2 separate regions of the Homo sapiens genome follow, and region 2 is linked to region 1. A link is a contact called in ENCODE Hi-C data. All regions are on one chromosome and are shown on one strand. The core of a region is the stretch at or near the end of the contact, and the rest is flanking DNA. Distances in the headings are between cores, read along the strand shown. Region 1 has its middle 28 kb from the start of IGFL4. Region 2 overlaps PPP5C (protein phosphatase 5 catalytic subunit).

Region 1 (3,361 bases), core at 266-2,765:
TTAGTAAGGATGATCCCAATCTCAATTCCAACCCCAGCCCCAGCATATCCACCTTTGCCTATACCTAACACTACTATCTGGACATCCGCTTTCAGCCCAGGCCCTCGCTGTTTTCCTCATTGCCTCTGTGGCACCTCAGTCCCAGTTTGCCCTCCACCCATCCAGGAAGCTCACTCCCTTCCCTGGATTCTCATCTTGGCTCTTTTATGAGCTTCCTTGCATGCCTTCACCTTCCTGGGTTCCAGAGAGCCCAAGACCAGCTCCCAGGAATAGTGCCCCTACCCCGATGAGCCTGATCCCAGAAGAATTAGCCCCAAAGTAATGCTGAGCTTTAGCCAGAACAAAAGCTAGCCTAGAAAATTCCCCAGGCAGGAAACAGATGACTGCACATAAGTCTCATTGCCGACCCCATTCGTTTCCCACAGGGGCTTGTCTGCATCCTCATCCACGTGTGCTCAGGCTCAGAGTGAGTTTCAGGTGAGGAAAGAGTGATGAACAAGCAGAATGGAGGAGGAATTTGTGGGGTTGCAGGATGGGGCTCTGACAGGGCCCCAGGTTGGCAGCCAGGTTTGTTTCTCTCTGGGACCCACATCTGATCTATCCCTCAGGAAAGAGTCAGTCAGCCAGCCCCCAGGTGTGGAAACCAGATCTGTGACATCATGGAGAACTGCTCCATGGATAAGCCCATGAGTAAGCCCTAGTGCCATTTACCCAGGTGTGGATTCACCTGCTCCTATGCTCCACTTCCAGCAATGATGACAAACATTCTTTGGTCCCTTGGATCAAAAGACTTTGAGTCAAAAGGTTTCAGGTGTGAACTCTGACTGCACCTTCCCCCATAATCAAAGAAGGATCCAGGTAGGAATCCCTGCCATGCTCCAGGCTGAAGCGGGGAGAGAGCAGCAGAAAAGGAATTTCAATAACTGGGTCCTCCCAAGAGGGGACCCTGCTCTGTTCTCCATCTCTCCACCTTTTGTCACAGATGCTCTTCAACCAATTCCGCCACCATGTGTCACCATGTGTCTCTGAACACAAATCTTAAACAATCTCTTTATCTCTCCAGATGAAGAAAGACCCACCAGGGCAGACAGAGCTGATGTTTCCTTGCAGTGGCTTAGACAGTAATCTGAGGTCCTGGGATACAGGGTACATTAAGATATTAAAGACCTCGAGCTCTGAGTGTCGAATCTCATCATGATGGAATCCAACATAAAACAAGACTGAATGCAAACATGATGCTTAATTGTGTGCGGAATTGAAAAAAATAGTTCTCAATTTTTTTGCTTGCAAATTGTGGGATACGTTTACCAGATTTGAACTTTTCCCTTATTTGTCATCCCGCTTTGTTGATTCTGTAACCAGGGGCTTGGGATTCATTTTGGGGATCCCAAAGCCCTTGTTTGTTGAAGGGTTTCAAAGTCTGGTAGGAGGGTGGTGCACACACAGATAGAATTGTTCATCTGTGGGCGGCCTCTGACTCCCTCCCTGGGTAGGCCTCCAGGCCCAATCCTTCCTTCTGAGGAACCGCCGGGAAAGACTTTGATCAAAACAATTAAATGCATTGGGAGCTCAGTCTGAGGCAATTATGTGGTTTCATAGAGGAAGAGGTAGAGATGACTCAGGCATTTCTGGCCCCATGTCAGCCTCAGGGCAATCACATTCGGGATTTTGCAAAAGACACATTCACTCTGAGCACTGGAGACCTACATCTCTTTGTCCAGTTGACTTAAGTTCTCACCAAGTGAATATCTTCATGCTAAAGACAGTTTCATTTGTGATTAGGGACAGGAGAGCATGTTTCCCCTCGGTCCTCTGATTCTGACTGGAGGGGCAGTGCTGAGTTCTGGATCGGGGCTGCTGGCAGTACGTGGGAAAGCTGTCCTATCAGTACTGTATAGAACAGGTGGTCAGAGAAAATGCCTCCCTGGAAAACCTTTTCACATGGTTGAATGTCCCCAGACATGAGAGGGAGTGGAGGACTTTGTTCTAGAGCCCACCTCAGAGGCCAGGCACTGCCAATGCCATGAGCAAAATCTTCCACCTCTTTCCCCCAATTTTCTCTCCATCTGGATTCTGTGTTGCTGAGGTCATTTGCTCTGTCTCTTCCTACCCTCTGTATTCTTCTCTCTCATCTGACTGACTTTTCTCACTCAATTTTCAAATATCACCTAAAATAATAATACAGATAAGAAACAAATGTATTCTAATGAAAATGTTCAGTCTGAGAAGTAAAGATTACATGGTGAGCATTGATAATTTTTATCATGCTTCCTACCCTCCCCAAAGGTAACTGCATTTAAGATGTAGTGTTTGTATTTTTCCATAAATTCTGTATAGTTGAATACATATAAGTCTACATATATGCCACACTTTTCCCTTCTTATAAATAAGATATCATACATCCCCCCCTTGAAGCCCTAAAAGCCCACAGATCACAGATAATTCTCATGGCTGCCTAGATTTCTATTTTATGGATAAATTGTAATTTATTTCATTTGTCTTCTTTTTGAAAATTATGTAGGTTGTTTGCAATATTTCAGCCTTACCCTAAAAATTCTGCAACAAATATTCTTGTATGTACATATTTGGGCACTTTAATTAGAGTGTTTAGTCAACAGCAATAGATGTGAAAATTCTGAAGCAAATTGTGTAAGATGCTCTGAGCCATATGCATAGGGAAAAATCTAAACAATAGATTAGACTAAAGCAATAAACATGAATGAACAGGTTCAGGGTTTCAGTTTTAAGAATTGAAACATATTTTGAATGGCAGCCAGTAAAATGCACTGACTCCAAACACTTCAAACAAGACATTCCTGTTATCAGGAAGGTTAGGAGGGTAACGCTTGTTTTGTTCACTAAGCTGGGTGGACTCATGATTACTGAAGCAATACTCATTTCTGCTTTAGTCTCCTATGTTTGCATCCCATGAAGCTCAAATACGAATTGAAGCAAATCTCTAAGATTTTTTTTTTTTTGCCTTATCTCCTAAAACTTGAGGAATGCATGTGTTCTTAGTGATTCACATCCACGGGACAAAAACTCAAGGAGAAATAAGAGCTGACGTCATGCAAGTCTTGGCTGCTTTTGTTACTATACATTTTCTCTGAGAGTCCAACAGACTTCGGGCTGGAACTTGGCACTGGAGACTCATGTTCGGAATCATAGGGGAACATCTGGCTGTTAATCACTTGCACAATTTAGAACATTTCCTTTACATTGGCTTTAAATTCTAGCCCTTATTTCATTTTGTAGTCTTATTTTCTTTCTTCTGCATGCTCACAATACCAAGCATTAAATGTATTTTAATAACTAAAAAAAAAAAGGAATTTTATTTCTGGTGGTGTTACTAATGGTTGTG
Region 2 (3,271 bases), core at 62-2,561, 310 kb after region 1:
AAGTTCAGTGTGAAGTTCTGACCCGGTGGGCCTTCAGGAGCTGAGTCCCTTCTGGTCTGGACTGAATGACCTTCCTCAGGAGCAGGAGCCCAGCAGGGCATCTTCACTGTCCCAGCTAGACCTTGCGTGTCGCAGCAGCTACAGTAGCAGCAGGCCTTGGGATGAGCACTTGCCTGCTGCTGCCTGGCATTAAGTTCTCACGACAATCCTCCAGGGGGTGCTGGCACCACCCCTACTTTCTAGAAACTGAGGGAGGCTTGAGATGTGAGGCCGCCTGTCCTGGCAGGCCTGGATTCAGACCCAGGAGGCCTAGTCCCAGAGCCCAGGCTCATAACCACTGCCCCACGCTGCCTCCCTGGAGGGCATGCAGTGTGCCCCAGGGACGAGAGGCCCAGGCAGGGAGGGGAGGTGGTGGAAGGGGAGCCCATCCCAGCGTGCATAGCGGAAATCAGGAGCCTGGGCTTTGGCGCAGTTTCGCCTGGGAGAGAAGGGAATCCTGGCTTCCTGGGTGGGTGACTTCACCTCCCCGGGCCTTGGTTTTCTTGTCTGTCAGATGAGGATTGTGAAAACACTGCCATGTAGAGGTGCATGGAGGATAAATGAGCAAGTGAATTGCTTACACAATATTAGGCACATAGTAAGTGCTCTAGAAGTGAGCTGTGTATTATTATTGTTGCCGCTGCCACTGTTGGTATTCCCACTCCCTTTCTCCTCCCTGCGCTGTCATTGTTTGCCTTCATCTGCCTTCCCAGCCCGCCCACCCCTGGAGAACAGGAGACTGGCGGGGAGGAAATGCTCAGTCACTCATTCATTTCTTTGGAGAAAGGGGGGAAGGGAAATTCATTGACTGCTGCACGCACAGCTATGGCTGAGCCTCAGCCCTGCCCTCACAGGGCCACCTTCCAGCGGGGTGGACAGACCGGTTCCGAACCAGCAGGGCTCACGGCTGGAACAAGGGAGCCCAGGGGCCTTTGGGAGCCCAGAGGGGGTGCCTGACCCAGCCTCTGGGGCTTCCTAGAGGAGGGATCAGTGGGGCTGAGACCTGGAGGAGGAGCTGGAGGTGCAAATGAGGTGCTCTGGGCAGAGGCAGCCTGCATAAAGGCCTGGAGCCAGCATGCCGGGGACATGAGTGGTCTGGCTGGGAGGTATAGAGGGGTGGGAGGAGCCGCATGGGCCAGGCCACATGCTGGTTTGGATGCCAGCCGGGTGTGGGCACATAACCACTCCTCATTGGGAAGGATGCCAGGGGCTGCCTGGCACTGTCTTCCTCCCCTGCCTTACACCCACCCACAGCCCAGGTGGAGCTGCCTGGCAGGGTGCCCTAGGCCTGCCCAGACAGGGAGGAGGCCGTGGCCTGCTGGGCCTGGGCTCTTCTCACCCCGCTTGGCGCACACACCTGTTTCCAGCATGGATGAGCCTCACCCCCTGCTTCTGTCACACCAACCTGCAGGGGTCAGTGGGTGTCTCTGTGGAGGTTTCTGAGTCACGCTGCCAGGCTTTCCACCAGAGGCCACCCCTGCTCCTTGAGGGCCGGCCCTGGGACCTCCCAGTCTGTCCTCTGGCACAGGAGATACGGGGGTCTGCTCCTGGGGAGGCTAAGGATGGTGGGCAGGTCAGACGGGGGTCTACGTGACTAAACAGGTGAAGTCACTTGCCCAAAGTCACATGGCAAGTAAGTAGCAGAGCCAGGATCTGAATCCAGCCCCCAAATCCAGTCTGCTTTTCAGGTTAGAAGATCAGAGTTTGCAGGAATCGGGGTAAATAAGGTTGCGGGGATAGGGCTCCTTTCACTGGGAACTTGCTATGTCCCAAAGCTGAACGCCCCATGCCTATTGTGTATGATCTGGTCATCAGCGCAGCAGCCCCAGAAGGGGGACCGTGAAGAGCAGTGGGCGCCCACGTGGAGTTTCCTTTCACCTGGCACCACTGTGCAGGGTTCACAAGCATTCACCCATGCAGCTCTCCCAGTGGCCCTCTTGAGGGAGATATATATGGTTCTCAGTCCCACCTCAGAGAGAAACTGAGCCACAGAGAGGCAGACTCACCTGCCTGAGGTCACCCAGCTCATGACTTGCAGAGCTGGGATTTGAACCCGGTCTCAGGGATCTGTGACCCTCAGTTCCTCTCTTCAGTGGACAAAACAGGGAAATCTTTTGTCCTGGGCCTCCCCAGAGTGTGAGGGAGGGAAGTAACAGCACTCGGTGCTGCTGCCCACCTGCCCCTGCTGCATGCCGGGCCCCCTGTGTTACTTATTCCTTCCCACAGCCCTGGCAGGGGAGCCCTGTGTCACCTCCCTGTTAGAGATTAGGTAACCTGGGCTTGGGGAGTCCATGTCGTCCAGCAAGTCATTGGCCCTTTGTGTGAGTCTGGGCTGTTCTGTGACCGTAGACCCAGCCGGGCCCTTCCTCTCATGCTCCGCCACCTTGGTAGTCACGATAGTAGCATCAGGACCTGTGCTTGGGATGCTGCTCACCCCACAGGGATTCTCACAGGGCACCTGAAGCTGAGCCCGCAGTCCTCAGACAGGCAGTTGTTTGATTTTAGCGCGCTCATAGCTAAGATTGATGAAGTGCACCCATGCGGGCAGCTTTGCTGTGCCCAGTTTTGGGGTGCAGAAACCAAGGCTCGGCAGTTAAATACGTCTAGGGTTGCACCATCAGCACCTGGCGCCCAGGCGGTCTGACTTCCACTTTCATGGAACCCAGGGCTGGGCAGCCTGGGGGCAACCGCTGTGCCCCCACCTCAGCCTCAGTGTGCACGCCCCTTCCCTCCCACCCAGGTGGTCAAGGTGAAGCCCCATGACAAGGATGCCAAAATGAAATACCAGGAGTGCAACAAGATCGTGAAGCAGAAGGCCTTTGAGCGGGCCATCGCGGGCGACGAGCACAAGCGCTCCGTGGTGGACTCGCTGGACATCGAGAGCATGAGTGAGTCAGGCCTGGATGCTCCACGCTCCAGCCCAGAACATTCCACACGGGCCTTCTCCATTCCCTGGGGGTGGGGTTGGGCTCAGGGGTGGCCCCTTGTTCTGTCCCCAGGCTGGTGTCTGTCGCTCCTCTGCCTGTGTTCCAGGGCGCTCCATCCACAGCCCAAAGCTGGGCCTCACGCTTCCCAGTGAGCGAGATTGGAGAGCCATGGTCCCCCTGCCATTTCACGGGCCCTTCCTCCGGGTAGTAGCACAGTCCCCACAGGCTGTGTCTGATTCACCTCTAGGTGCTGAGAAGATCCAAGGGATTGTTGTGGATCATCCCACAGATGATTATTGAGCATC

What was found. A loop is a pair of places that touch in the nucleus more often than their neighbours do. Pooled maps may share reads with other maps.
Region 2: a map of PC-9 shows a loop between it and region 1 (2.6-fold over the local background). The contact joins two enhancer-like sites. A Hi-C loop is called at or near these places in 2 of 168 maps with a recorded cell type or tissue (MCF 10A and PC-9) and 2 of 50 pooled maps.

The regions. Positions count from the first base shown.
Region 1 is chr19:46,067,181-46,070,541 of GRCh38, forward strand. It overlaps a transcript of IGFL4 not described here. Among named protein-coding and RNA genes, the nearest start is that of IGFL4, 28 kb to the left of the region's middle. Within about 2 kb of position 1,516, at least 3 of the 41 ENCODE cell types and tissues checked have a DNase peak (open chromatin) inside an H3K27ac peak, as active enhancers do; they include PC-9, where a contact is called at or near this core.
Region 2 is chr19:46,372,825-46,376,095 of GRCh38, forward strand. It overlaps PPP5C (protein phosphatase 5 catalytic subunit), which reads left to right. Exons shown (of 13, transcript NM_006247.4): 3 at 2,780-2,927. Among named protein-coding and RNA genes, the nearest start is that of PPP5C, 27 kb to the left of the region's middle. Within about 2 kb of position 1,312, at least 26 of the 41 ENCODE cell types and tissues checked have a DNase peak (open chromatin) inside an H3K27ac peak, as active enhancers do; they include PC-9, where a contact is called at or near this core.